3 separate regions of the Mus musculus genome follow, and all the other regions are linked to region 3. The links are chromatin loops, found by intact Hi-C in ENCODE. Cell type or tissue: gastrocnemius. All regions are shown on one strand. Links, peaks and the distances in the headings refer to the core of each region. The heading gives the core; the rest is flanking DNA. Region 1 overlaps Mdn1 (midasin AAA ATPase 1). Region 2 overlaps Mdn1 (midasin AAA ATPase 1). Region 3 overlaps Rragd (Ras-related GTP binding D).

The links. Hi-C counts contacts between places; a loop is a spot of excess contacts. Peaks named below come from ENCODE experiments on the same cell type or tissue, not always from the same donor. Only the 100,000 strongest peaks of a DNase experiment are listed, where the experiment ranks them.
Region 1: a loop joins it to region 3, with 2.2 times the contacts of the local background. A loop is called at or near these places in 14 of 42 quality-filtered maps.
Region 2: it touches region 3 in a loop (2.4-fold over the local background); 15 of 42 quality-filtered maps call a loop at or near these places.

The regions. Positions count from the first base shown.
Region 1 is chr4:32,738,952-32,749,287 of GRCm38, forward strand. It overlaps Mdn1 (midasin AAA ATPase 1), which reads left to right. Exons shown (of 102, transcript NM_001081392.1): 65 at 1-225; 66 at 793-1,028; 67 at 1,428-1,523; 68 at 2,055-2,149; 69 at 2,372-2,493; 70 at 2,825-2,971; 71 at 3,505-3,614; 72 at 4,155-4,228; 73 at 4,691-4,889; 74 at 5,591-5,753; 75 at 6,631-6,777; 76 at 7,490-7,616; 77 at 8,893-8,998; 78 at 9,624-9,739. Among named protein-coding and RNA genes, the nearest start is that of Lyrm2, 56 kb to the right of the region's middle. In gastrocnemius, for the core only: a CTCF peak has its summit at 6,652; no DNase peak of the experiment used is centred there.
Region 2 is chr4:32,750,056-32,760,391 of GRCm38, forward strand. Mdn1 (midasin AAA ATPase 1) reads left to right here. Exons shown (of 102, transcript NM_001081392.1): 80 at 195-421; 81 at 858-1,013; 82 at 1,172-1,338; 83 at 1,976-2,137; 84 at 4,375-4,512; 85 at 6,322-6,460; 86 at 7,682-7,851; 87 at 8,301-8,444; 88 at 8,995-9,142. Among named protein-coding and RNA genes, the nearest start is that of Lyrm2, 45 kb to the right of the region's middle. In gastrocnemius, for the core only: no CTCF peak of the experiment used is centred there; no DNase peak of the experiment used is centred there.
Region 3 is chr4:33,014,511-33,024,410 of GRCm38, forward strand. It overlaps Rragd (Ras-related GTP binding D), which reads left to right. Exons shown (of 7, transcript NM_027491.2): 7 at 4,137-7,670. The coding sequence ends at 4,288. Among named protein-coding and RNA genes, the nearest start is that of 4933421O10Rik, 12 kb to the right of the region's middle. In gastrocnemius, for the core only: a CTCF peak has its summit at 4,070 (motif pointing left); a DNase peak (open chromatin) is centred at 4,066; H3K27ac peaks cover 1,785 bases.

The sequences.
Region 1 (10,336 bases), core at 1,925-9,924, 270 kb before region 3:
TTTCAGATGGAAGAGAAGAGGAAGCAGCCCCAGACCCAACTTTGCTGTGCCAGAGTTCAATGCAGGCGGTGATGCTGATCCACCAGCAGTTGTGCCTCAGCTTTGCACGCTCCCTGTGGTACCAACAGGCTGTGCCACCACATGAAGCAAAGCACTACCTCAGCCTGTTCCTTTCTTGCTATCAGACTGGAGCATCTCTGGTGACACACTTCTACCCTCTGATGGGTATGGAAGTTCTCGATAATACTCTGGGGAGGTCAAAATGAGATGATACTGCTATTCTGGAACAATTAAAATAACGAAATTCCCAATTTCCTTTAGTTCCTAATTTCCATAGCTTGAAAATTGAAGACATTGATTAAAAGGTCTGCGGTAATGCAAATTTTCATTAGCTTCCTATGAGAAAGGATGTAGACTTGGTGTCTGTGGTCGTTTCCTTGAATTGTTTCCACTTTCCCTATTCATGCTTCCTAACAGGTTCATGGGGGGTGTTGATGAGGGTTCCTTTATTTTTTATGGTGCTAGGCGTACAGACGTCATGTCTCACATACCAAGATACGTTCCTTGCCTCTAACTTAATATTTCTTTTAAACCACTCAGCACTTCTGAGACTCATAGAATCTGACTCACAGATTCTGGTTAATACCAGTTGGTTGCATGAAGTTTCCCACATGGTCTTATCAATTACACCATTGGAAAGAGGCTTTAGTCAAAACTAGCTCATTGTTTCTTTGTAACTTACTATTAAACGGTCTTTCTGAGTTCACCATTTTACCACAATTTTGTTCACAGGAGTCGAGCTGAATGACCAGCTCTTGGGAAGTCAGCTGTTGGCTTGTACACTCTCCTCTAACACACTCTGTGGGGAAGCTACCTCAGACCTGATGATGAGGCCTGACGGGCCCTATGATTTCTACCAGCACCCCAATGTGGCAGAGGCACGGCAGTGCCAACCTGTGCTTCAAGGCTTCTCAGAAGCTGTCAGTCAGCTGCTCCAGGACTGGCCAGAGCACCCTGTACTTCAACAGGTAGTATAGCCAACTAGGAAGGAGGGAACTGCCCAAGGATGCATGTTTCCTCAGAGGGTGTTCTCTCAGACTGTCTCCAGGCATATTGACTTGCACATCTATACATAGAAGCAAAGGCTTACCTCTCACGCAGTGAGGTTTTCCTCACGTGCAGGTTGAACATGCCAGTTTTAGCAAATTTTATGGTAACTCAATATACAGAACAATATCCAATTTCCAGGATAAAGCAACTTACAGAACGTTTCCTCACTCTGGTCCTACGACCCATAAGCTGTCTACTGTCTTCCGCAGGTGTTTGTAGGTGTTTTAGAGTAAAACTTGTTAGGACTCTATACTGTCAGTTACTGATAAATCTACTGAAATACCCACTCTTTTTTTTTTTTTTTTTTTTTTTTTAAGCTACTGGTTGTAATGGACAGAATTCGTGGTTTCCCGCTTTCCAGTCCCATCTCCAAATTCCTGAATGGCTTAGAGATCCTTCTAGCAAAGGCACAGGTAAGATGATTCCTGCTTTTCCTTGTTTAGTTCTTGTCATGTGGACAAGATTTCTCTATCGATATCCACATTATAACAGAAAGGTACAATTTGGTTTAAAGTCAGCTTTAAGATTCTTGCTTGGTCTTTCTGAGCTGGGGTGCGGGCAGTGCTAGTGAGCTGCTGGTGGTAGAGTGAACTGCTTGGAGGGCGGGGCCTCATGGCCAGGACCCCAGGAGCTCACTATGCTCTCTGCCCACACACCTCCATGTTGTCTGCTGTCTGTCCTCCTACTTAACAGGAAGGAGTCAACTGAATTTGTTCAAGAATAAAGGGCCAGCAGCAGGAATCATGACAGTCACAAACTCTGTGCTTTTTTCCCCCTGTCTCTAACTTTGGCTCTGCTGGTGTTGTATCACATAACCATTTGTTGTCATTGATAAAGTTCTTATGGGACCAGTAGTCTTCTCTAAGGAAAGTCTAGATGTTACTGAGGGAGAGGAAGTGACTGGGTGTTGGATGATAGTGACAAATGGGTCTTTGTTTCTTTAGGATTGGGAGGAGAATGCAAGTCGAGTACTGTCTCTCCGGAAACATCTTGATCTAGTCAGTCAGATGATCATTCGGTGGCGTAAGCTGGAGCTGAAGTAAGTGCCCTCTCTCTCCTGCCTGCCTGCCCGCCCCTGTAAGAGGGTAGCTACAGCATGTGCTTTAACTGTGGACTTGAAAGTAAGCACTAAACAGGCTCTACAGTATCAATTAAATAGTTTAGACACTCTGAGGCAGCAAGTCAGTTGTGAAACTGATTTCAAATGGATTTACCTAAATGCCTCTACTGCTTCTTTTTTTTTTTTTTTTTTTATGGTCAGCTGCTGGTCAATGAGTTTGGATAATACCATGATACGCCATACTGAGAAATCTACCAAACACTGGTTTTCCATCTATCAGATGTTGGAGAAGCACATGCAGGAACGCACAGAGGAGCAGGAAGGTAAGGCAGGTGACTTGTTGCAGGGTCTAGAGAACCAGCCATGTCATAAAGTTCTGCCATTCTGCGTACCCAGGAACTAACTAAGTGGGTGTTGTCTCGGGGTCAGTGATGCTTTATATCAAAGCTGCCTCGTAATAATAGGAGTGCATTTAACACAGAACTTACAGGTTTTATGTGGAAGTCGTCCCTCTAAACATAATTTTTGCTTCAGTTTGATGTGGTACCTACCTACTGAGCCGCCTTTCATTGATGTTTGGTACCCTGTGTGCATTTTAGCGATAGGAAGGATGGTTGAAATTGCATGTGTGGTTTGTTCTTTGTATCTCTAAAGATGACAAGCAGATGACTCTGATGTTGCTGGTTAGCACACTACAAGCATTTATTGAAGGATCTTCGCTGGGAGAATTCCATGTGCGACTCCAGATGTTGCTGGTTTTCCATTGTCATGTCTTACTGATGCCGCAAGTAGAAGGAAAAGGTGAGGAATTGTTCCTCATTTATAATGCACTATTTGTTTATTTGGAGACACTGCCTCACTGTGAAGCTATGACTTGCCAGGAGCTTGCTGCATGATAAAGATAAGCTCCATGTCAAACTGTTACCAGTTTCAGTCCCAGTGGGTTTGGAATTGAGTCATTACTATAAACTATGTGTATAGTATACATAAATGAGCAGTTGAGGTGAACATTTTAACATGCCATTTTTCTAATAAAAGCATAGTGTCTGTTGATTTTATGAGTTTTTGACAAAGAGTTTGAAGGATTGCTCTAAAGAGATTCTTGGTATATCATCTGCAAGATAAGAAATGGCAGTAAATCTGCTAGAAGCTGAAATGAAATGGGGCAACTTTGACAGCCTGCATTTTTGAGGAGTGCTAAGCTCAGACAGGTTTTTAACAAACCTGACTGGAATGTGCCATATTTTATGGAATGGGTAGTAAGGAAGGCTCAGGCTAGCATAGAAGCACATACAGTGGATGTAGCATGTTGGTTTCTTTCTCATTTCTTCCAGATTCACTCTGCAGTGTTCTGTGGAATTTGTACCATTTTTACAAGCAATTTCTTGACCCGGTCAAAGCTAAAATTATGGAACTTCGCTCCCCCATAGAAAAAGAGCTTAAAGTAAGATGAATAGTTGTCGTAATTACCCTTTAAAGAACAAAATCAGCCTATTCTTTTTCTTTAGTTCTGTTCTTTGATCCTTCTAATAGTGAGGTAAGAGACCAGGGGGAGGCTATAGAAGTTTATTGGAGAACCATAGGAAAGGCTGTGCTCTGTCTGTCTTTCCTGTGTTCTTTGTCTACTTCAGAAGTGTGCCATGATATGGGGCATGAGCCAGGGAGGGAATGTCTTAGGGCAGGGAGAGTCCTCTGTTTAATACTTTAGTGATAAGAACTTTAGAGTTGAAGAACCAACACCGATGTCATGAACATGACTAACTTTGGTTTTGAAGCTGAAGTCCTTATCAAATGAGTTATTCACCCTTTCTGATTGATTTGAGGTACATAATATAGTTTCCCTTTTATTCTTGTACATATTCCCTGATATGTGGTCCTGTATTTGGGGATGGATGTCCTTGGATCTTTAACAAGTAGATAATATAGGAACAAAAAGGGATACAAGCTTTGTGAAGCCATTTCCTGAACTTCCTTTATCTTCCAGGAATTTGTGAAGATATCAAAGTGGAATGATGTCAGCTTCTGGTCCATTAAACAATCTGTGGAAAAGACACATAGGTAATCTGTCTAATAAGACTGGTAGTAACCTTTAAAAACCGCATTTGAATGGTAGGCTGCAAGACTACTTTGTTTCCATGGCCAGACCTATACTGTTCTCATGCTACCACAAAGAAATTCTCCTTTCAGGGAAAATATATGCCTTGGGCAGAGTATCCCTTGTGCCCGCCTGGGGGCTTGTCTTCTACCTCCCACTACCTGTTTACCTTGAGCAAAGCAACCCTATTGTGTGTGGCTGGCTACAGTTTTCTCTTGTACAAAAGGTGGGGTGACAGTGTTTGGCATATCTTTTTCTCCTAAAGATCCAAAGTGATTGTGGGTACCTAAAGAGATCAGTGTAGCTATAGCTATAAAAGATAAAGGCGTGTGTCTGTGTGTTCACGTGTGCCCAGATTATAATTTCTTCAAGTTCTGTCACAGTGATGTGTTTTTAACCTTACACTTGTTACTTCATGAGATCAGGACCCTCTTTAAATTCATGAAGAAATTTGAAGCTGTGCTGAGTGAACCCTGTCAGTCATGTCTGGTAGAGAGCGACAAGGAAGAGCAGCCTGACTGTTTGCCAAAGCCGACAGAGGAAGCTACAATGGAGACATCGCCCATTCAGGGTCTCAACAATGCACTGAGGGAGACCCTGTTAGCACAACCAGTAGAATGGAAGGTACTAGCTTGTGGGGTGTTGTGTATTTAATCCCAAGCCACTCGAGCCGGATATATCAGATTAAGGCATGAACGAGGAACTAGCTAAGGAATGTGTTCCCCTTATTTGGATCTGGGTAGAATTTGGTTGGTTGTCTCACTGTGCTACAGAATTAGGCAGAAACCATGGCCTTGGGACAGCCAGGTGGCTCGCAGGTAAACTGATTGCCTGTGTACTCCTGGTGACTTGACTTTGAAATCTGGAACACCACATGAAGGGTGAAAGGAGAGAATCACCTGGAGTCTTACTGTTCATTCTGTGTTGATGGCCAGTCACGTACAAAGAAGGAATTTGAGTTTCTCGGTCTTCTGAGTGCTGGATTAAAGGCCTGTGCCATCATGCCATAATTTGGGTTTCTGAACATCTATGTGTGTGTGTGTGTGTGTGTATGTGTGCGCGCACGCTTGTTTCTACTCCTGGGATGGTTATGATGATGATGGTGTGTGTGTGTGTGTGTGTGTGTGTGTGTGTGTGTGTGTGTGTGTGTGTGTGTGCGCGCGAGCGCTTGTTTCTACTCCTGGGATGGTTATGATGATGGTTTTATATTTGTTCTGTGGGGAAGGAGGGAGATGGAAGTAGAAGTTGATTTAAATTTAGTGTCCGTTGAATTAAAAGTGTTACTCAGATTCTTGGCAGTACAATTAACCTGTACTGTCTCAAAGCCTTCAGGTACAGAACAGTGCCAGGATGCCAGTCCTTTGTCTGTGGAGGGAGAGCTTCTGCGTCGTTTGCCACGACTCTCAAAACGAATGAGGAAAATGTGCCTGGTATTTATGAAGGAGAGTCCCTTGCCTCACCTAGTGGAAAGTCTTGACCAGTTCACTGGTGAGTGTTAACAGCAAGGGTAAAAGTGGAACTCGCTTTGTCCCCTATGCAAGTGGCCTGTGATGGCTGGGAATGTGGGACCTGTGTCATTTTTGACATCCTGTACAGTATTTGACAAGTATGCTAACAATAGAAGCCCTAAGACTAAGGCCTGCTAAGGACAGTGCCGTAAGTTCATCCCTCTGTCCTCATGAGTACTCTGCCCTTTGGTCTTGGTTGGTTTGTTGTCTTTCTCTGTTGTCCAGGTTGGTCTCAAACTATGAGATTTCAGTGACTTCCTGCCTCAGCATTTACATGCAAGTTCCAGGGGATCCAGCTCCTTCCTCTGGCCTTCAGGAACCAGACACAGATGTTCACAGACGTGTGCAGGCAAACACACACATAAGTTAAAAATAAATCCTTTAAAACAAAAGTTAATTGGAGGCTAGGTATAGTGAGGCACATTCAGGAATCAGAACTAGTTGATTCTTTGAGTTTAAGGCCAGCTACCAAAGCGGGGGGGAAAAGGTTTGAACTGGAACTGCATATAATGCTTCTGAAGTTAGAGGGATCAAAAGAGAATCAGCAAATGCTGGCTGTAGGGAAGGAACAGAATACAGTTAGCAGAAATTCCCCTCAGGTGGTTAAAATTCATGCTATATATAATAAACCACACGGCTGGTACTCATTCAGTAGGTTTTTGTTAGGTTTGGTTTATTTTGAAAAGCTCATGAAGCTAAGAGATACTTCCCTTTCCCATTTCCATGCATTTTACAAGTGTAGCTCAAGCACAGTTCATGGAACTTGGTCAGATAGGAGGGACTGTTCAAGTGAACAACAGCATGGAGCAATGTGCACGCAGCAGGAAGGCCTTTGGATTTTATTTTTTTCCCTATAGGTGGCGTGATTTCATCTGTAAGTGAGCTGCAGAGCTTAAAGGTGGATCCCTCTGCTGAGAAAGAGAAGCAGCACTCAGAAGCCAAACACATACTCCTGCAGAAACACCGCGCTTTATCAGACCTCTTTAAGCACCTGGCCAACATTGGTAAGGGTTGCTCCCGAAACACTATAAAATACAATTAAATTTTTTTTCTAAGTTTTAATACGTGTATGTTCACATGTGATATGTGAGGGTGCTCATGGAAGCCGGGAATGAAAGTCTCTTCCCCTAGAATTGGAGTTACAGGCAGTGTGGACTGCTATAGAGAGTGCTAGAAACCAAACTGAGAGACATCGGGAGGGGTAGCACGTGCTATAGCCACTAAGCCAGTATCTCCATCTTGGTAGCATAAGTGGCTTGTGGCAGAGTACTAGGGTTGTGAAATGTCATTCTAAGACTGCAGACACATGTAGGAAAATCCTACAGTGAGCTACTGACTGTACAGCAAACTACAAAGAACTTTTCAGGATTTGTGGTGAGGTATCTCAGAATTGATACTCTCTGCTTTCAGCAGTATTGAGTCCTGCTATCATAGAACCACATCAGGGTCACTTTGAATCATGTTGAGATTCAGGGACTGACCCTGCTATATATAGTTGGTGCATTTCTTCATTGCTGCATAGTTCAGGCTGGCCTCACACTCAAGACCCTTCTTGACCTCCCGAGTGTTTAGTATAGGCGTGAACTGTCTTCCCTAGCTACCTAAGCCCGTATTTCTGACAGGTTTCTGGAGCTATATGTCACAAACTTTACTTTGACTAGGAAGGGTGTTGGGGCATAGCTTTTTCTTTGCTTTAATGAATGCTGTTGATTTCAGGTCTATCATATCGAAAAGGTCTTGCCTGGGCCCGTTCAAAAAGTCCTCAGGAGTTACTCCACCTTCACCCGTTAGATCTCCGGAGCGCATTGTCCATAGTCAGCAGCACTCGGGAGGCCGATTCTAGGTTGGTTGGCTTTTGAATTGTACATTGAGGAAGTCGCTAAACTTACAAAAGAATTAGAGATTACAAAAAGATCTGGCTGGCACTTAATATACTAAATATTCGTTTTCTTCTACCTTTCTTTCCCGTGTTTGCTACCCTGCTCTGTTGGTTCGTGGTGCTAAGTGTATGTTCTTCACTGCTGACTAGCAACTTCCCCTGTGCCTTCTTGCTCTGCTCCTTTGGCTCCCTGAGCTCTGCTTACTTGACTTGAACTTACAGCTGGGAATCAATCTCTGGATCTCTCACTCTCTCTCTCAGTTTTTCAAGACAGAAATTCTCTCTGTAGCTCTGGTTTATCCTGGCTCTTATTCTGTAGACCAGGCTCTCTGTCTCCCAAGTGATGGGATTAAATGTGTGCCCCACCACTGGGAATCTTTTTATGCCCATATTTCTTTGCTGTCTCTCATATGTGTAAGTTCTATTAAAAAAACAACCCTCAATTTGAGAATTGATTACCTGTGAGACAGAGCGCTGCCTTTACTCTGATCTAGGATTTGTTGTAATGCTCATTACTTTGTGGGATTTTAAATTTGAGTCAAAACAGCATTGTAAATGGGGAAATTACGGGCTGGTGAGATGGCTCAGTGGGTAAGAGCACCCGACTGCTCTTCCAAAGGTCAGGAGTTCAAATCCCAGCAACCACATGGTGGCTCACAACCATCCGTAACAAGATCTGACTCCCTCTTCTGGAGTGTCTGAAGACAGCTACAGTGTACTTACATATAATAAATAAATAAATCTAAAAAAAAAAAAAATGGGGAAATTACATAGCACATTTCTAGTTTTTGAGGACAACTTGCCAAATGGGCTTGTGTTTTCATTTGGGCTCCGTGAGGCTGGGATTGGGTTGTGCCGTCTAAAAAGACACATGCTTTCCTGTTTACTTTTATCAGCTTAGCACCTGTGTGGCCCTGTGTTAAGCTGTCTGTGCCTTTTGCCATTTTGTGCATGCATGTTCCTCGTTTACACCACAATTAGCCCCTGTTCACATGAGTGTTATAAGCTATACCTTCCACCACTAAATTAATTTATAAAGGGTTCACTGGAGAAAACAGACCATTGCTACTGCTTATATACTGGTAATGCTTCCAATGCTAAGTATCCCGCTCAGATAGACCAATTTCAGTGGTTGATTCTGGGTTACACCTAAATATTCTCAGAAATCTTGAGACCTTGGGGTCTTCAGAGGGTAGTTGTTGTGGTTTTAATACAATAAGTTGCCTGATTTCTTTCCTAGGCTCCTCACAGAAATTTCATCTTTGTGGGATGGGTGCCAGAAGTACTTTTATCGCTCTCTTGCACGGCACACCAGGCTTACTGCAGCACTAGCAACTCCTGTCAAGGTAGACCGGCATGGGCTGGGGAAAGCATCTGTGTGTTCATCCATGCATCGTCCTTACCAGGCACTGACAGACTTGTTAAGGCGAAGTCAGTATGAGTCAGTGTGGATCCTAGAACATCTTAGACGTTCCATTGCATTTGCTAAGAGGCTCACTTTACTCTTGTGAGTTGAGAACCAGACCATCCATGTCCATTGTTTTGGTCTTGTACCTCGTTCTTCCTCATGGATGTCAGTGATCTCCAAAAGCTAGTCTGAGCGCCAGAGCCTGAGAGCATGCACACACTGCCGCTCACCCTCACTGGATATGATAATAACCTCTGTTTCAAGAAATAGCTTTTGGGCCTGGAGAGATGGTTCAGTGGTTATGAGCAGTTGCTGAACTTGCAAACAACCCAGGTTCAGTTCCCAGAGCTGCCTCCTTACTGTCTGTAGCTCCAGTTTCTCAAGGGCACCAGACACGTATGTGATGTACGTACATACATGCAGCAAAACACTTAAACACATAAAATAATTTTTATTTTGTTTTCTAAAGAAATAGTTTCCTGGTGGAGCTTCTGGTGCGTGTGTCAGGAGGGCAGGGGCTGTCCCCAATGCCTTCAGCATGCGCTTTCTCTTCTTCCTGCCAGGAAGTCAGCATGGGTACCATTGAGAGATGCAAAGGGTTCTCAGCCCACTTGATGAAGCTGCTCATCCGACAGCGTCACTCTCTGACCACACTGACTGAGCAGTGGATCATCCTCAGGTATGCTCTGGCAAGGAGGTTTGGTTGCAGCAATTAGGGAGATCTGTGCTGATCAGCTCAGAGTTGCTTGACATGCCGAGATGGATACCTTCCACTCCATTAAGTGAATTTGAGCCCAAAAAGGCAGCTAGAGTTTCTTTTGGCCCCATTGCTTCCTTTTGATGGCAGGCCTTTGGCATTACTGGCAAAAACAGTCTGTGGACTGAGTTCAGGGCTAGGCCAAAACAATAAAAAGAGTTGTGTAAAGTGAGTCTGAAACAAGAACTTTACTGTCATAGGCTGGTAGTCAGGGCTGTGTTCTTGGTTGGGGGCGCTCCCTGAACTTTGGGACTGGAGTTGAGTCGGCTTCTGTCAGACTTTTAGATTTCCCCAGAGCAGTTTGCTCCTCAGTAGAGAGAGATAGTTAAGAGATGGGGGAGAGTTAGGAAGGCTGTTAGCATCTGTTGAGTAGATTCTTGGCTTGTATTCAGTTTGGCTTCTATTTCTGCTCAGCTCATTGGGGTTCATTTAGCAGAGAAGTACATTTGCAAGGTAGTAAGAGTTGAGGTCACTGCAGTGCTGTGACTGCTTGCTGTCTGGCAGAGGGCTGGAGGCTTC
Region 2 (10,336 bases), core at 874-8,873, 260 kb before region 3:
CATTTCTTGCTTGCACAGACTTATATCTTATACTAGAATCATGAAAAGAATAGTGCTTGATCCTGTCACTCAGCAAACCCATATTGTGCTTTGACATATATCTAACTGTAAACTTTGAGACATAGCATGTTTGCTGCTGTTAGAGGGAGAGGGGAATAGGTGTGGCTTTCAACATTGTGATATTTCTGTTGCAGGGAAGATTTTGAAGTTTGCTCTTCTGGGCTGAATTGCCTGTCCCAAGTGTCAGCTCATTTGCAAGGCCTAGCGTCCTTGTTCATTCTTCCAGGGATAGAGGTTGAACAAACAGATTCACGAATGGCCTTAGTTGAAAGCCTGGACTATCTAAGAGGAGAAGTCAGCAAAGCCATCGATGACTTCACTGCCTGGAAAGCACGTCTGTTCGTTGCACACAAGCAAGAGGGTGAGAACTTAGAATTAAGGCGATGGGATATCAAGTGCAGGTCTCTCTGTTGGAGGTTTGTGCCTTCCTTGGAGGAGCGGAGGCTCACTCGTCCATTGCAGTTTTCCTTGAGCTCAAATGCCTAAGGCCAATATGTGAAATAAACCGGGTGTTTGTACACTCCATCATAACTATTGTTGCTTTTTTTAAAAAACCTTTTTTTTTTTTTTTTTTTTTGGTAACAGTGATATAAAATGATAAGCTCTTAGGTTTATGCAGGCAAGGAAGCTGCTGGTTTTGTCCTTGGATCCAGCACAGATTGACATAGTGGATAGCAAATAATAGAACACTTTCCTTAAACAGCCATTTGGAAAGTAACACATGAGTATTACTCATGATCCAGAGACATTACAGGGAGTGAGAGCTAGGCTTGGCTATGTACCATGTTGTTTACTAGGAAACCAGATGGTGGAAGAAAGCTTTGTTGAAGACTTTTCAGAGCAAGTAGAAACTGCCATCCGGGCCATTCTCTGCACCATCCAGAACTTGGCAGAAAGAAACAATAAGAAAGCAGAAGACAGTGCTGTTGACAAGAGACTGCAAGAAGAGGATGGTATGTCTGAAAGTTGTGCAGAAATAACCTCAGTAGTTCTAACTTTTATAATTAAGTTAGGCTCTGGCTAACTAAAGACAGAGTTAGATACAGGCTGCATGAGGAGAGATCTGAGAAGTTAGTTTTGCTGCTTGTGTGTTTAGGGGGAAAAGAAGAAGAGGCAAGTTTTAAGAGCCTGCAGCCAGGACATCTAACAAAGCTCTTAGAGGACGACTTCTGGGCGAGTGTGAGCACTTTACACGTCCAGAAAATCATTTCTTCTGTCTCCGAGCTGTTGGAGAGGCTCAAGTCCTGCAGTGAGGATGGCAACACAACCAAGCACAAGGTAACCAGAGGTTCTTGGCAGAATGTCCTTCACCTCACTCCAAGTGAGGAGAGGGGACCCCCTAGCAGACCCAGTGCCTGCTAGCTCACTGGATTTGCTTTAGTCATTGATAAGCTCTGAAAAGACAGAACATTTGCTCTCGATAGGTGCAAAAGAGCTGGCCATCCAGAACACCTACTGTGTTGGACTCAGTTCGCACCCCATCCCATGCTCCTGGGTGTGAGCTCTATCAGTAAGAAGCGGTAGTCACACTGACTAGCCCAGAGAAGCGGCTCATTTTATTTCATTGCATCTAGTCCCAACTTTGGTATATTGGTAGAATTTACTTATAAATAGTTCTTTTTTTAAAAAAATGGTAGACTGAAGAGATAGCTAAGCAGTTAAGAGTAATAGTAATAATGCAAGATATCATAGTTCAGACTTGGGAGGCTGAAGCAAGAGAATCACCATTAGTCTAAGGCCAACCAGAGCTCCTTGGTGAGCTTCAGGACAGCCTGAGCTACACAGTAACATACAGCCTCAGAAGAGGTGGTGGTGGCCGTGGCGGTGGCAGCGGTAGCAGATCTAGTTCTAAAGCATCTCGTCTCTCCAAAGGGAGGGCCTCTTAAGCACAGTGATTGGCATTTGTTTGTCTCAGGTCTTCAGCCAGTCCTGTGGCTTGCTAGTGCGCCTGATACCCATCCTGTGTGGCTTCTCAGACCTTGTCCTCTTCTTCCTGACCGTATCGCTGGCCACTCACCGGAGCACGGCAAAGCTGCTCTCTGTGCTTGCCCAGACCTTTACAGAGCTCTCCCAGAAGGTAAGGACTGTCAGTGTGGAATGCCATGGAACCGCACACAGACATTTCACTTCTTCCAGGGCTTGCTGGGCTTTTATGATAGACTCAGAAATAGCAGCAGGTGCTCTGTCCCTTGTGGGTTTAGGGCTTGTTCTAGAACCTGATTGCCAAACAGGTTTCCAGTAAGATCTTAAAGCTAGCAAATCCCATCTTGACCAAAGGGACAATCTAAAGGCTGCTGCCTTCTCTTAAATTAGCCTTTCTCCCTGTCTTCTTGAACTCTCAGATTATGATTAAATGATAAAAGGGCTGCTGGTGCTAAAGAGGAAAAAGTTGTTCTTTCATTAAGGTACATATGCTGCTGTGGAAAGCAGCATGCCTGTAGCTTGTGGACCCGCCTTTGCTTCAGAGTTGGTGAACTCTAGCAGACGTGGTGCAGTGTAGAAAGTACAGATCTTGGACTCAAGTTGGACACTGTCCCAACTTGAGTCCCAGACTCTACTTCTGATATTTTTACAAGCAACACCATCACATGACTTTAAAAGGTTTTCTTTGATTTCTTCCTTAGTATTCTGAGATCTTTTTCAACTAAGTACAATATAAATGACGTAGAAAACAGAATAGGAGTCTGGACTTGTAAACACTTAAACATTTTTAGTCTCTAAAGTCCTAAACTTAGAGAGTGGGAAGCTATCCCGAGGTCTCAGATCCAGAAGATAAGTGTGTGTGTCTTTTGAGTGATGGCTTGGTCTTCAGGTTTGCCCATCTTCTTTCTTGATACTTCTTGAAGAAAACTGTGCAAAGGATAACGAAAACATAAGGTACAGTGGTAGAGGTGCCGTCTCTGTGTCTGCTAACGGGCCTTGGCCTGAGCTCCATAGTGGCATGGCAGCATGGTGGCTGTCCACATTAGAGCTACCTAGTGGTGTGTTCTGCAAAGGGAATCCCACTCCTATGTGGACACATTCATCTGCCTATAGCTGAACACCTCTTAAAATAACAAGTCTGACAGGTGAAAGGACTTGCCACCAAGCCTGACAGCCTAATTTTAAGTCTTGAAACCCATGTGGTTGAAGAGGGAAACCAACTCACATTTCCCCACTCATGCATCATGACATATACACAACTACCTTCATACACACACACACACACACACACACACAGAAATAAATGAATGTTAGAAAATAATGATAGTGTAGTTAAGTAGGAAAATACTTAAGCATTTCCAGCTAGCTTTCTAAAACTGTACACACCTTGAAAGTGAGTGCCGGGAGCTGGAGAGATGGCTCAGCGGTTAAGAGCACCAACTGCTCTTCCGGACGTCCTGAGTTCAAATCCCAGCAACCACATGGTGGCTCACTACCATCTGTAATGAGATCGGATGCCCTCATCTGGTACATCTGAAGACAGCTACAGTGTCCTCGCATATAATAAATAAATCTTTAAAAAAAAAAAAAAAAAGAAAGTGAGTGCCGAGTGTCTGAATCATCCAGCCTTTCTGAATGGTGCTGACCTTTGGTGTGGATGTGACACAGGACTTCAGTAGTAGGTTTAGATTTTAATGAAAGCACTGAGTTTAGGTGCTGGAGAAATAGATCAGCTGTTAAGAGCACTGGCTACTCTTCCAGAGGTCTTCCAGAGTTCAATTCTCAGCAACCACATGGTAGCTCGCAACCGTCTGTAATGGGTTCCAATGCCCAATTCTGATGTGAATAAAGACAGCTACAGTGAATTCATATCCATAAAATAAGCAAATAAATATTTTTTTAAGCACTGAGTTTCTAGGAAGTGGCTTCATTGTAGCACAGTCATGGTGGTGGTGTTCTTGGGCCTCTCCTCTGATAATTAGTAACTTCAGTTTTTAGTACATTTTTATCCTTGGCCTGACCGATAGCATGTTTTCTGTTAAATACAATTTCTTATTAAGAGGCGTTACTCTCAGTGTTTGTTTTCAAGCTTCTTTCCAGAGGAATCAGTTTTGTTACTTGTGACTGTGACTGAGCCTGTCTCTGTTCATAGATGTGCTCAGCCCTCTCCAGAGTAACCATTCTACCTATCCTGATGCTATATTTCATTCAGGTTTTTGTCTTGGCAATGTAGCATAACTGTGTACCAGATGTCTACAAAGTTAGAGTCTTACTTAAAATCTCAAAACTGTGAAACTGCATGATCCCTGCCAGTTCTGAGAGGGAAAAGAATGTCAAAAATCTGCTGCATTTCCAGCCAGATTATAACATTTGCTAACTCTTTCCCCCAAGGGGTTTTGTTTACCTAAAGAATTGATGGAAGATTCCGCAGGAGAGGGAGCAACGCAGTTCCATGACTACGAGGGAGGTGGGATCGGAGATGGCGAGGGCATGAAGGATGTGAGTGACCGGATAGAAAATGAGGAACAGGTACGTTCGCACAGCTTATGTAAGCTGACTCTTGAGTGTTTAATCAAACTTGTTAGTACGCCAACAGCATCATACTGATCTGTGTAGGTCTTTAGATTAAAACCTAACTCCAGGACCTTTGCAGCTCAGCCATTTGTTACGATAATAGTCTTGGAAGGATTGACCTTTCCAGTTTGATTTTTTTTTTTTTTTAAAGATTTATTTATTTTATTTTATTATATGTGAGTACACTGTAGCTGTCTTAAGTCACTCCAGAAGAGGGCATCAGATCTTGTTATGGATGGTTGTGAGCTAACATGTGGTTGCTGGGATTTGAGCTCAAGACCTTTGGAAGAGCAGTCGGTGCTCTTAACCGCTGAGCCATCTCACCAGCCCCCTCCAGTTTGATTTTAAATGGGGACTTGCTGATGATTTCTGAAGAGTATTTTGATATGATAATTGTTTGATTTTGTTTTGTTTAAGTTTACATTATTTTGTGCAGGAATGGGATAAGGCATACACATATAATAAGTCAGGAGACAAATTGTGGAGTGTTTTTTGGTCTGTGTACCTGTCTATAAACAAACAAAAAGTTAATACCAATCGAAGTTTATTTTTCTTGGAAGGGAAAACTAGAAAGAAATTTTTAAAAATGATGCTGGTGTTTATGTGTTAATTTTATACTTTTTATTATTTCAAATTTTCTATATTTCTCTAGTATACACAGTCATAGAGTATTTCTCTAAATTAAAATAATTTAAGATTTTAAATTATGGGAAAATAGAAAAGTACAGTCCATTACAAACATAAAGTAGATAAAATATTACTAAGATTCACTAAATTTTGGCTTATGTAGATATTTTTAAAGATTTTTTTTCTTTATATATATGGAAGTTTTGTCTCATATGTCTGTGCACAGTGCCCTCAGTTGTAAGCTGTCATTTTAGAACTGGCAATCAAACCCAGGTTCTCTAGGAAGCAGCCAGTTCTCTTTACCTGTTAGGCCATCTCTCTCCCCAAGTGCACTGTTGTTCTCATGATCAAAGTGACAAAAAACAAAGGGAAAAGATTCAAGATAGTAAGAAAGATAGTAAGACTGCTATGTGGGGGAGTGCTGAGTTAGCATGCTCTGAGGTAGCCCAGGCCAACCTCTAATTAGAAATCGTCCTGAGTTCTGTGATAATGGGTGCATACTACCACACCTTGTTGGATGTATGTTTGTTTGTTTGTTTTTGTTTTTCTTTTTGCAACAAAGTTTCTTTATTGTAGCCTTGGCTGGACTGGATTCTTACTTTATAGACCAGGCTAGCTTCAAACTCAGTACAGTTCCCTATGTAACTCTGTCTTGGAAAGTGCTGTGATTAAAGACATACATCATCTCTCCTGGCAAGAATTCCTTTTTTTTTTTTTCTTTCTTTTTTTTTTCGAGACAGGGTTTCTCTGTATAGCCCTGGCTATCCTGGAACTCATTTTGTAGGCCAGGCTGGCCTCAAACTCAGAAATCCCCCTGCCTCTGCCTCCCAAGTGCTGGAATTAAAGGTGTGCGCCACCACTGCCCAGCGAATTCCATATTCTTTACACATATCTCTGAAATGCTAATTTGAAGTTTTGGTTGGTTGGTTGTTTTATGATGGTGGTAGTGTTTTTACAATTCTCATGAAAAAAGCCAAATAAAATTCTATATTTTCTGATCAGAAAATCAAAAAAATAAAATAAATTTACTCCAGAAATGTGAAGCAAACCTTCATAAATTACTGCATGTGGTCATCTTATATAATTGAAGCATAGACGAAGCAGTGTTCACCTGTGCTCTCACATCTTTTCCCAAAGGTAGAAGATACATTTCAGAAGGGTCAAGAGAAGGACGAGGAAGACCTTGACTCAAAACCTGATACTAAAGGCGAGGATAACGCCATTGAGATGTCAGAAGACTTTGATGGGAAAATGCATGATGGCGAGCTTGAACAAGGTCCAACATTGTCATCTCATTCTGCTTTCTAGATACTAAATATTGTACAGAAACTTGTAGGGCCTCAGTAAGGAGCTGTTGTGTTATGTGCACCAAGCTGCTTGCTCACTGAGCGGCCACCGTGTGTGCCCACCGTGACTGTCGTTTCTAGGGCAGTGATTGACGAGTTCAGTGGGTCTCCTTTGAGTGAGCCACAGCCTTGATTTTGTTGGATGAAGTGGCTCAGTGGTCTGCATAGAAACCCAAAAGATGACCACTGACAGCTTGGCTTCATGTTTGTTTGTAGAGGTTTGTTTTTTTTTTTGTTTTTTTTTTTTTAATGGTTGGCTTATTTTATGAATTTTTCCTTAATTGCAAAACCATCATGGAGCGGGGAAAGCTGTGAGTAAAGTACCTGCCTTGGAAGCAGGAAGACCTGGGTTCAAATGAGCATCGAGAACCCCAGCTGTCCTAGCCACAGACTCCAGAAGCTGCCAGGCCAACTAGACTTATGCAGTACAAAAAATAGACCCTGCCTCGGGAAGGGAAAAACAAACTGACACCCGTGGTTTCCTCACCACACCTACACACAAGTAATAAAGTAAAAAATATATATATTTCTTACTAAACTGTAAGAACAAAACAAATCTGTGGCATACAGGCACCCATATAGACCATACTCAGTTCCGTAGTTCACATGCCTCATTATAAGCATATGACAGCATTATTTTTATAGCACTCCGGCGTGTTGTGCTATAATTCAGCACTTACTCTAGTTACTGGCAAAACAAAAACTTTTAACTTGAAATACAGTGTTTTAAGCAAAGGTCTTACATAAATGAGTGCTAATTTACAGTATAAGAAATGTATAGATTTTTTTTTTTGCCAGTGAAGCATAAGACTAAAGGTGAAGGAAAGAAGGTTTGCATTAATTTACATCTGATGCATAGTGAAGTATTTGAGAAAAGACTGAGGAATACAGTCGTCTTGTCACTTCATAGATCTGAGTTGCAACTGAGCCAAGTGTGGTGCTAGTGTCTCCCCAGCTTAGTCACACCTGCAAGTCCTTTCCCTTCAAATGATTTGCAAAGCCTGGAAGAAATCCTTGGCATCTGCCCACAGTGTTCTGTAGAAACAGGCCTGGATCCTGATGACACTTTCTGGGAAGAGTCTTTGCCTTCACACATGCAGGCCTGGATTGGTGGGTGTCTGCCTAACTAAGTGTAGCTTGCTCCCTTTCAGAAGAGGATGATGAGAAGTCTGACAGTGAGGATGGAGACCTGGATAAGCAGATGGGCAATCTCAATGGCGAGGAAGCTGACAAACTAGATGAGAGGCTTTGGGGAGATGATGAGGAAGAAGATGAAGACGGTGACGGTAGAGCTGAAGAGACAGGACCAGGGGTGGATGAGGTAATTAAGAGCCCCGATCTGAGTTCCCAGGCCTTGATTGAGGAGCTGTTCCTTCAGGCCGCTGTCTCCTATGTTTCCTTGTCTTTGTTTTCTTCTCTTCTCTCTGCTTTCTCTCTTCCCTCATATTGAAGAGCGTACAGCAGCGTGACCTAAGTGCTCCCGTGAGTTGCTGTGTTGTGGAGGAGGGAACATCCATGCCAAGCCTATTCTGCCCATGCAGCCGCATCCCCGGCTCTGGCTGAGACTGGCAGGAAAGACAGGCATGCGGAAGTAGAGAGTGGTGTCTGTCCCTGCTGCTCTTGGGACAGACCGAGGTGGTGACCGCCACATCAGAAATAGTAGCACCTGTCTGCCCTGTACCACTTGGGCCTGTCAGCAGAAGCCTTCTGTACCTGAGGGCTAGAAAACTAGCTCCTGGATGAATTTTCTTTATTTCTTGATTCATTTAGGAAGATTCTGAACTTGTTGCTAAAGATGACAGCTTGGATGCTGGAAATTTGAACAAAAATAAAAAACATCAAGATGAGAAGGAAGACTCAGAACCTGAAGATGTTGAACAGGGCCAAGAGAAAATTAATGAACAAATTGATGAGGTAATGAACAAATTGATGAGGTAATGAACCGCATGTCAGGAGGTGTCCTGACGAAGGCCACAGTCCTCTGAGTGTCTTAAGACACTTGTTTCTCCTTCTGACAAATACGTCAGTTCCTTTCATGTAGTTCCTAGAAGAGTGCGTCAAAGCCAGGCATGGTAGAATGAGCTGTTGTAATCTTAGCATTCAAGATGCTGAGGCAGGAGGGTAATGAGTTCCCATCCAACCACAGTTGGGGAGTGGCCTCACAACGTGTAATTAATGTATCTTAACTGTTGGTTTCTGCTAATGTGCTGTTTGGCTTCACTATGTCTTAGAAGCTAAGATCTGTGGTCCTTTATATTTCTTTTCATAAGTTTTGGGTTTTAACATTAAGTAATAAAGGGCCTATTACCCTGAAAGTCTATACAGAAAATAAAATTTGAAGTTCTAACATGAAAGACTGAAAAATACTATTAAGTCACTAAAATGAGATCGTAATATTAAAGAAATCATAGCCTTTGGTTTTATAACATTTTTGTTCCCCTGTTCTCTCGTTGTTATCCCAAAGAGGGAATATGATGAGAATGAGGTAGACCCTTATCATGGCAATCAAGAAAAGCTTCCAGAACCTGAGGCCTTGGACCTTCCAGATGACTTGAAACTTGACAGTGAGGACAAAAGTGGTGGTGAGGACACAGACAATGAGGAAGCAGAAGGTATGTCTTTCCAGATGCCCATAGCTAGAGGTCATTGGCAATGGGCAGTAGTGATTTCTTCATGGCCAATGACATGACAAAGCCAGAGGTACCGCTTTGCTAGATCCATTCCAGTTTGAGTAAACCTCCAACACGTAGGCCAGCATACCTCTCTTCTGTTGTCACTTCCCATCCTGCAGTTTGCTGGCCAAGGATTGGTGATGTTTAATTATGTATACCTCTTTCTCCAAAGCCATACCATGTTCCCACCTAGCGGGCTAATGTGGGCACCAGTCAGTCTTGACTGTCAGGGCTCTCACACAGCTCTTCTAGAGAAATAATGGCTAGTCATGATAATGGAGAATGAGAGCAAAGAATCCCAAGAAAGTCACACATACTGTGACAGTAACCTAGAGCCTCTGCTACCCATTTCATCCCTAGGGATTCCTCTATGGATAATAGCAAACTCTAATTGAAGAGCCTGAGGCTGATCAACCTCACAGGAAGATGCTAGATAGATAGCTTCATGATTTGACTGAGTTACATACTTATGAAAGCTGATTTTAATTATGTATAATTTTTAGATATATGTTGAGACAAATAAGTTACAAAAAATTATCTAAGACCATTTATATAATAATCTTAATTTTGGAGTCTGACTTTAATCATAGTTTCAGCAACCAAGCATGCATAAAATTTAAGATTAAAAATGCTAAGAGTAAAAAAAAAGGGGGGGAGGTTGGTGAGATGGCTCAGTGGTTAAGAGCACCGACTGCTCTTCTGAAGGTCCTGAGTTCAAATCCCAGTAACCACATGGTGGCTCACAACCATCTGTAAGATCTAACACCACTCTTCCGGAGTGTCTGAAGACAGCTACAGTGTACTCACATATAATAAATAAATCTTTAAAAAAAAAATGCTAAGAGTATATATGTTATCTTTCTTAAAATACCATTTTGTTTAGGCTCATTTAGATTAGTATGTATGAACCAAAGAATAATTACGTTACTGGCTAATAGCTTTCTGAAATGTCCAAAGTATAGGGATACTCTTCTATAAGTAAAATTTGGAGCCTAGTGAAGATAACTCAGTCACTGGAGTGCTTGTTCTGTAAGCATGAGAACCTGAGCATCCATGTGTATCTGGCTGCATCTGTCCCTGTACCACATGCATGCCTGAATAAAATATTTATGTAGGGCTGGAGAGATGGCTCAG
Region 3 (9,900 bases), core at 1-8,000:
AGGGTTGCTGTATAATAATAAAAAGTTTATATCTAAGTCTTAAGTTACTTTGCTACTGTAAGTGACCTGCCTTCTGTGTTCCTCTGAGACCAGAAACTGCTCTCTCTTGGCACCTAGCACCTCATTCTAAAACAGCAAAGTAAAGTACCCTTTGTTCTATCTCAGCAGGAATTGCATGGCTCCAACTTTCAGCCTGCCACTTGAAGTCACAGGAAGAAAAAGGAACACTTTGAAAAGTGAATTTAGTGTTCATTTCTAAGTTGGAAAAAGTTTCCTATGAAAGCTCTCTAAGAAAAAGGGGAAAAGCAGAAAGATCCTAAGCGGGGCAAGGGAAATACAGGCTACTCTATCTTTCAGAATACATGATCATATGGTAAAAAGTTCATCACAAGTTTACACATAAATTCAAATCACAAATCAAATGAGTTTACAGCAGAGAATGTTTACCTGCATATCCATTAGGAGTAATTATCTGGCTAACCATTCATCACCTGTCACAGCTCCACAGGGTCATGGAGAGTTAAAAAACCATAACTAAGTTATTAGTGAGTTTTGTATAGATAAACTCAGTCAATATTTTATCTTCTGCTCTAGCACCTATAATAAACCATAGTTCCCTTTTTATGACCTATGGTGAATGATTTTAAAAACTTTTGGAATGGGCTCTGAGTAGTAGAAGCAATTAACTGGTGACAGAGACTACCAGAGTTCTCATTGCAGTTTTGACTATCAGAAAGGAACTAATAGCAGTCCCACTATAAAAGAGCTTAATAAATACTGATATGATTTTAGGAATTCTTATAGGATCATCATTAAGAATTAAGAATTCATCTATTTGTCTACATAGCATCACTAAGAGACAGTACATCTTCGTAGTTCTGCAGAGATGTGTTCAAAAGGGTGGGCTAATACCTAGTTATTGTTATGTGTGTTTAATAACAGGAAAAGCATATTAATAGCAGGAATCTTTCCTAAAATGGTTTTCTCCTGGGCCTTGCTTATGAGAGCAAGCCTGTCATGAATTATTTATTAATCCAAAGCAGTCTCATCTCAGGAAGTTATTAGCTTGTTCTATGATGGCTCCTGACAGATGCTATATTCTCGTAGTATATGTGGGTATATGCATGTGCTATATATACTAGCATGCTGTATATAGTATTTACATGTGGTAGGTGTAATATATGTATGTGCTACATGGTATATTAGTGTGTTGTATGTGGTGTATTTGCGTTATACTTGCTGTGGTATTTGCATGTTAGGTGTGGTGTATTAGTGTGTTGTATGTGGCATATCAGAGTGTTATATATGCTATATGCATGTGTTATATGAGTGCCTTTGTGTGGATGCATAAGAGCAGATAGAGCCCAGATGTCTTTAGCATTTTGTGCCTTGTTTCCTTGAGACAGAGTTCCTCACTAAAACTGGAGCTCACCATTTTTGGCTAAGCTGGCTGACTGACCAGCAAACTGTCCCCAGCCCCCACTGCCCCAGAAGCAATAGTAGAATGCCTCAGCTCAAAAGGGTAGGCATATTTTGGTGGCTTCCAGTGAATGGTAACAAAGTATCTTTCAGACTTTATGGTTAATATGCCCATTTTGCTGTAATCTCTCTCTCTCTTTTTAAAAAGAATTATTTTTTATATGATCACACTGTAGCTGTCTTCAGAAGAGGGCATCAGATCCCATTACAGATGGTTGTGAGCCACCATGTAGTTGCTGGGAATTGAACTCAGGACCTCTGGAAGAACAGTCAGTGTTTTTAGCCACTGAACTATCTCTCCAGCCCCGCCTCTTTTTTTCTTTTTCTTTCTTTATTCCTTTTTTCTTTTTCTTTTCTTTTTTTGCTATATTCTTATCAATATTGAATTTTACTGTTTTAAAAAGTTAGTTTTCATTTAAATTTGCATTTCTAGCCTCCTTGTGAGTCTGCATTTTCTGATGACTAAACTGACTTCTGTATCACTTGTCCTCAAAACCTTTAGGAGTGTTCATCTTTCATCCATTATTTCCATCTTCTTGAATGAAAGGGACAATTGTGGGCTTCCTTTGGGAAGATAGACAGCAGGGCTGGGCCAGTACACAGTTGTAGAGGCTTGCCTCTCATGCATTATGCCGCAGGTTCAATCCCCAGTACTGAGCATCCCCTGTCAACAAAGGAAGGCAAACAGGGCTGTATTTTGTTTTATTCTCTCATTATACAGATGATTTTACTCAGACCTGAAAAATATAAGTTCCTTTGTCACAAACTGACAGCACTAGTTCAGGTAGGGGTAAAGATGTCTAGCTAGGGACCAGGGGAGGTTGTCCAGTGCCAAGCAGTCAGCCCTGAATATGTGCATACAGGTAGCATTATATGGACTGGGCAGGCCATGTTTAGGAACATATGCATATATACATGGAATAAGAATTAGTAAAAAAAAAGAGCCATGGATTGGACGGAGATTGGGGAGGGGTGTGGAGGGAGGAAAGGGAGGGAGCGATGTAACTAAATTGTGATCTACAGATGGCTACTGAGGCTCCTCTCTGTAGAGCTCAGTGTGTATGCACGCATTCACATTATTAATCCTTCCCACATTTTTTTTGTTGGTTGGTATTTCCTGTAGATTTTTGGAAGTGAAGGAGAACAAGGGCCACACAGATTTGCATCCTCAGTTGGCAGCAGGGTCTAACGTTTAGGATCATCAGAGCTAATCTAGGGAACTTGTTTATTTTGAACGAATTTTACAATCACCTGGAAAAAAGTTGCTAAAATAGTAAATAATCCCCAAGTGTCCACCCAGTTTCCCTTTGCATTCGGTCTGAGACGTCTGGGTGGAATGAACTTGTGCACACTGGAAAGAGTCCTACATAGAAACGCCACCTTGTCCTCCCAGCTCAGACCCTGAGTGCTGTGTCTGTTTCCAAGGGAAGCTTAGCCTCCCTTCATTAAAAGCCTCCCTTCATTAAAGCACTGCTAGGTTTTCCACTACAGAGTTTCTAAAATTAAATGCTCCGCACAAATCTGGTTGCTTCTTTGACCTTTAGTATTAATTTTAACATCTGACTGTGTGGAACTAAGTTTAGGTAGAAACTGATCATGTAGATCTTTGGTTAAGTTTTTCCTGAAACACACTCTCAGATGACAGGCGGGTTTTGTAGAATATAGTAGTAAGTGAACTAGTTGTTGAGTTTAATTTGGTGCTATGACTAAGAAATGTGGCGAAGTGGGCACATTTTAAAGTTTCATCTTGTGTTTCTGTTGTTGTTTTGTTGTCTCTGTGTGTGTGTGTGTTTTGTTGTTGTTGAATGCTTTTTTGAGACAGCGTTTCTCTGGATAGCCTTGGCTGTAGACCAGGCTGGCCTCAAAGATCTGCCTGCCTCAGCCTTCCCAGTGCTGGGATTAAAGGCATGTGCCACCAACATCTAATCCCTCAGTTCATGTTTAATGTGTGTTCATGTTTTTGGATGTCTTTCTGTTTTTTTCTACCTTATTTATTTAATTATTTTTGAGGCAGGGTCTCACTACCTAGCCTTGAACTCCTATCTAGATTCTGGGGAATTTAGGTTGTCAGGCTTATGAAGACAGCCCTTTTTTGGGTGTGTGTGTCAGGATGGAATTTAGGTCATCAGACTTCCATAGCAGACACACCAGCTGAGCCATCTTGACAGTTCTTGGTTTATCATAAATTACCATTAGCCTTTAATCTGAATAATTAAGTAAGTGCATTTCAGTGGTTTTTCAGATCATTTTGAGCCATGGATCATTTTGAGAAACCCTGTCTCAAAACCAACCAAACAACTAACCAAACAAATGCCCCCCAAAACAAAACAGGAATTTTGTAGGAAATACTATTACCAAGCTTACCCACACATTTGTGCCCTATGGCAATGCCTTCTGACTCGCCCAATCTTTATGAAACTCTTTACCTCAACACACCTTTGCAGTCACCTTGTGCAGATGGGTGATTTCTTTTTGGAAATACTCTGGAAGTTTCTGGAACACTCTACAGGGCACACCTACCTCACATGACTATCTGCTATCCCTGCAGCCTGGGCCTGTTAGGTGCTGGTTGGTCCTTTGCTGCCCCCTACTGGTGATGGATGCTGCGAACGACAGAGATTGTTTCTTGCATTAAGAGCCTTTGTCTTCCTCTGCAGGGCTGATTGACTATAATTTCCACTGCTTCCGGAAGGCCATCCATGAAGTCTTCGAGGTGAGGATGAAGATGGTGAAATCTCGAAAGGCCCAGAGTCGGCTACCCAAGAAGACAGGAGCTACTCCCAATGGGACCCCTAGAGTGCTGCTGTAGGGGAACTGTCAGGAGCCTGAGTCCAGACCTCAGTGAGGAGGCTGTTAAACTATACTGCACTACAGGAGGGCTGGGGCCCTGACTCGTATGTGTTAAGGGAAAAAAAAAAACCTTACTCTTTAAAATAAAATGAGCACTTTGAAGCAAAAACCTGTACAATAACAGTGAGAGCCACTGTACTGTCACTACGTAAGTGTAAACTTTTATGTTGATAGAAAACCCCCTGTGAGGACTGCCAGGAACTGTACATATTTTGCATATTTTCATGTTTTTTTTCCTCATTGAGGTGAACTTTGATAAGATGACTTTTCTAAACTCTTTTCTGTACTTGATGACAAGGACACGCATACTCTACAGTCCATATGGCAATCGGAAATTGATCCATTATATTGCTAGAGACTTTTTTTGTAAATTTGGGACTCTTTGCTGCCAGTTGTCAAAGGGGAAATCGTTTTTCAGTGGAGCAGCAACAGGTCAGGGCTGGAAGCTCCAGGCCAGAGCAATAAGAACGTCTCTATTTATAGGAAGTGTAATAGGAATGTTGTAGCTGGACAGTGGTGGTGCATGCCTTTAATCCCAGCAGATGGATCTCTGTGAGTTTGAGGTCAGCCTGATCGACAGAGTGAGTTCCAGGACAGCGAGGGCTACACAGAGAAACCCTGTCTCAAAACCAACCAAACAAATGCCCCCCCCAAAACAAAACAGGAATTTTGTAGGAAATACTATTACCAAGCTTACCCACACATTTGTGCCCTATGGCATTGCCTTCCGACTCGCCCAGTCTTTATGAAACTCTTTACCTCAACACACCTTTGCAGTCACCTTGTGCAGACGGGTGATTTCTTTTTGGTGCAGTATCTTGTGAACCTTTGGGACCAGATTTCTAAAATGATGCCAACCAGTGTAGAGAAATATGGATGTCGTCTGAGGAGATTGGAACAGATAGCATTGATTTGTGTGGGGGGGAAACCGTAGAAGCAATACTGTACCTGCCGAGGGGTCTAAAACACACAAGCCAAGAGGGTTCCCAGATGTAGGCAGAGGTCACTCAGATAAGAGATGCACGTGTGCTTGTGTGTGTTCACCTCCTGGGAATGGTGTGTTGATGCGCTATGTTCAGAGACCTTGTTCAGGACCAGGTTTTAATGCTCCATGACCACAGGAGTTTAGTCCTTGGTGGCTCCATTTGTTACCTGACTCGTTCTTTCATCTGTAACAACATACCTCATGTCCTTTGCCTGTTCCTACCAAGATCAGCTTGCCACCAGCTTGCTCTGCAAGACAGAAGACACAGAAAGCCTGTGGCCGGTGGGAAAAAAAGGAGGCCTAGAGACGTATGTTAGTCAGTTAACTATGTGTGTGCTTTTATAGATAGGTAGGGAACTAAGAGTCCTAAATCTAGCCCTATTTCAAACCATTCTAAGGGTTAGTACTGTCAGGCGTGCATGGCATTAGCAAAGGTTCTTTTTAAAGCAGAGTCCCTTAGGGATGTCAAAGCTGGTTCTAGCTTTGTGTCTAAAGCAGCTTGCTCCTGAAGCTCACTTCTTTTACGCATCTTCTTCCCATCTTCTTGCTTCCTTTTCCCCAAATTCTTTATTATTTGAGACAGCGTATCTCTATGTAGCCCTGGCTGTCCTGGAACTCACTATGTAGACCGGACTGTCCTTGAACTCAGAGATTCACCTGCCTCTGCTTCCCCAAGTGATCAAAGGTGAACACCACCATGTCTGGCCAGGTCTTACACTTTTGGAGCTGGTAACTAAAACTGGAGACGATGATTGAAATGTAAGATTGAGCCTCCCAGTAGTCTGCACATTATTAAGGAGATTTCTAGTCATCATGGAACCATGGCTCCTTCCTTATGATTTCTATGAAGAGACTTGAATGAGATGGTAGGAGCCTGGAGTTCTAATCTTCAGGACTATTCCCCGACGGCCTCTGCCAACAGAGTGGATGGTGGTTGGCCACTTTTAAGAGTCTAACACCACTGTGCACCCACACAAAGACACTAGAGAGTGAGAAAAAGCATAGTTTTCTCTTTTTGAGTGGGGCTCAGAGGTAACTCAGGCTGGCCTCAGACTTGCCAGGTAGCTAAGGATGCTCTCCAGTTTCTGACCGCTCAGCCTCGACTTTCCCTAAGTGCTAGGATTATAGGAATGCAACACCGTGCTTGGCTTGAACAGTGCTGAGAACTGGACCCAGAGCTTTGTGCATGTGAAGGCAAGCACTCTACCAATCTAGTATCCCCAGCATCCTTTCTTAATAGTTTTTTTTTTTTTTTAAACAAAGAATTTCTCTTTGAATAGACAAAGAATTAAGTTTTTAATAAGACTGTAGTTTCAAAATAAGACACTTGCCTGTCTGGTAAATCACATAAAATTAGCATGTCTAAGTGGCGCTTCCATTTTTAAGCTGGTTATATCATGAGTTTTTGTTGTTGAAATGTGCCTTAAAAGCCTATCACTTCAAGAGCATGTGATTCTTTGAGGGATAGGCAGGAACACTCCTGTGACATAGGGCCCATGTTCCTGATCATAAATGCACTCTTTAGTTACAACACTGATTCCTGCCTCGAGCCTGGTGTGACACTGACCTCTTGAAGATGTCTGAATGTGACTAGAATTGCGAAATGTCCTCACATTTGTTTTGTATTTTATCTTAGATTTGGGGGGTTAGCTTACTGCACTGTAGATCTGTGTCTATGCTCAAATGGGACTATAAACTGAAAGGTCAAACTCCTAACTACGGTGGCTTCAGTAGAACATGTGTTTGGTTTTAGGAATTGAGAACTTGAAGATGTGTAGAGCAGGCAGACTTTTGCTCTCTGAGTCAAGTACAGCTTCTATGTAAGAGTTGTGCCGAATTACTTGTCATAATGGAGGTTAGTGTGAGTGACCTGTACAGAGTGCTTTTGAAGGAGTAGAAATAAAAGCTGATTAATAGATACCACGTGTTATTTTGTGAACATAATATATTTTGGATCATTAAATAGAAAATGGCTAAATATCACAGCAGTACTATTAAGTATGGGTTATTTGTCAACTGAGTCTGAAACAGAATTTATCAAATCAATGGAACTGTCATGATTGACGTATGGTATGCACTCAACAAACACAGGCTGGGTGTAGTTTGTAATCAAGCACACTGTTTTGCTGTTGCTAGGACTTCATTTGTAACACAGTCTTCAGGGATGTTAACTGCCAACTTGAAAGCATGTTTGTGTGCCGATGGCTTGACGTACCCCGTACCCATAGCTTAGTTTTCTGGGAGCAGAATGGTCTCTTGTTGAAATTCAAGATGATGTTTACTATATACATATATATACATCACTGTTTTATTGGTTATGTTAGGTTCATTTAATAAAAAGAAGTTTTAAAAATAACCTCTTGAAGTGGGGTCTCTTAATGGCATTCCAGGCTGATCTTGGATTTCTGGGCTCAACAGATCTTCCTGCCTCAGCCTGTCTTCAGTTGGGCCACAAGCTGGTACAACCACCCTTGACTGTTTAGCCAAATCTCTCAATTACGCAGTTCTAGTTTTATGCAAATGAAGATAAATCAGTATGTAAACTGAATTTACCCTCTTTTGAGATGTGGTCTCAGTATATAGCCCTGGCTGGCCTTGGAACTATATAGACCAGGCTCTCCTCAAACTCCAGAGGCCTGCTTGCCTCTGCCTTCTGAATTGTAGAACTAAAGGTGTGTGCCATCATGCCTATTTTTTTCCTTCTTCTTTAAAAGTCCTATTTTCCTTTGGTGTCAGTAAAGTCTAGGACCTTCCCACATACATTGGGCAAGTGCTTCAGCCTCTTTGAGCCCTTAGAACACAACGCAGGTGCTGATTCTGGACATAGCCCTTTAATGAGCCCCCCGCCCCCCCTTAAAGCAGTGCAGTGAAGGGGCTCACCTGGAGAGATCAGCCCTGAATGTCTGTTCATCTAGTGAGAAAGGGACTTGCCTGGGGCACGTGTGTAAGGAACAATCAGCAACCCACAAAGTACTGCCCGATTTCATTGTTCTGGCCCTAAGCATCACCTAGGACGTTTAATACGACAGATTCCCATCCCTAACTCATGCTTCCTGAATCAAAGTCTGGGAAGTCGGCTAGGAATCTGTATTTTAAATGTTCTTGGGAGACCTTGTTTCCCTGGGAGTTGTTACAAAGCTAGGGAAGGGAGATTGTTTTGCACAAGGATTGTAATCACCCAGGGAAGCATTCTTGAGTCCTCTATATAATAATATATGCATATACATATATTCAAGTGTTTATACAACTTGATTATGAGCTTTGAAACATTATTATTAAACTCAAGTTCTACGGAATCTGAAGCTCTCTCCCGGCCTCCATAACTCCTGTATGTTTTGACCTTCCTTCCTCCATGCATGCAGAAATCTCAAAAACAAAACCAGAAATCTATATTACTTAAAGTACCATTTAATGTACACTGCCACACATGTAAATGATGAAATGTCCATTTGAATGATCAATTTATATGTTTAGATCTTTGCATTTATATAACAAATTACATACCTGTCTAAATAAATTGTCTCTTCACACGAGTCCATTGAACTCTTCAATGTACCTAGTGCCTTCAGCAGCAGCAGCACGTTTTGAATATCCTAACAGTTCTCTTGGTGGGTAAGATGGAACTCACTTTGAATTGGGTAGGTCAGCGTCAGTGGAGGTTTAACTGAGTCGAAAGACCAGCCTGCTTATTTGAGACATGCAGTTTCGAGCTTGTGTTTTCCCCTCAGCCAGTGTGCCACCATGCTTGTCTTAGGATCTGGTTCTCTCTTGTTTTTACTAGTGCCAGGATCTACCCCAGGATGCTGCTACGCTAGCTAGGCAAGTGTCCCATCATTAAGTGACCTTCAGCCCAGGAGACTGTTTGTATTTTCTCCAACATCCTAGTGATCTTCACAAATAAGTTCTAACGTTTTTACTCACTGATTACTCAAGAGGTTTCTAAAGATTGTGTGTTTTCCGAGGCCACGCCTTCAGCAATGATTAACCAAACCATCTTCGCCTCTCTGCACCCATTGGTGGAGATGGGTGACTTTTATAACAGAAATTTCCTACCATTTCAGGATTTTAAAAGACACCTTGTTTCCCTGAATGGTATTTTATTAAAAAACAACAGATTGAGAGATCAAAACTTCTACTTCCTACTCGCTCACATATAGCATATACTGTTTACAACCATCTACACCTCAACTCGACCTCAAGCCTCTGGGGAGGTAAAATGGGTGCCAGGATTTCCTCCCAGGGCAGTAGAAGGCAGGTGGATTGTGCCACCTCTGGGGTGGTGAGTGCTAAGTGAGCCGTGGAGAAGGCAGGATGCTCAGAAGCCCAGGATATTCGCTTTGCCAATATTGTAAATCTTTCGAGGAAAAGCCAGTGTGCTAAAGGACCTGGTAATTGTAGACCAGAATACCAGGGGCACAGAATTGGGCTCACAAGTTTCATAACTCCTGTATGTGCTGACCTTCATCTGCAGAGTGAAGAATGAGACGTGTATGAACTATTTTGTGGCTGCTACAGTGAAAATTAAAAATTTGCTTAAAAGTATCGAACGCCGTTATAGCCTGTTACTTTACAGTTTGCTGATGATT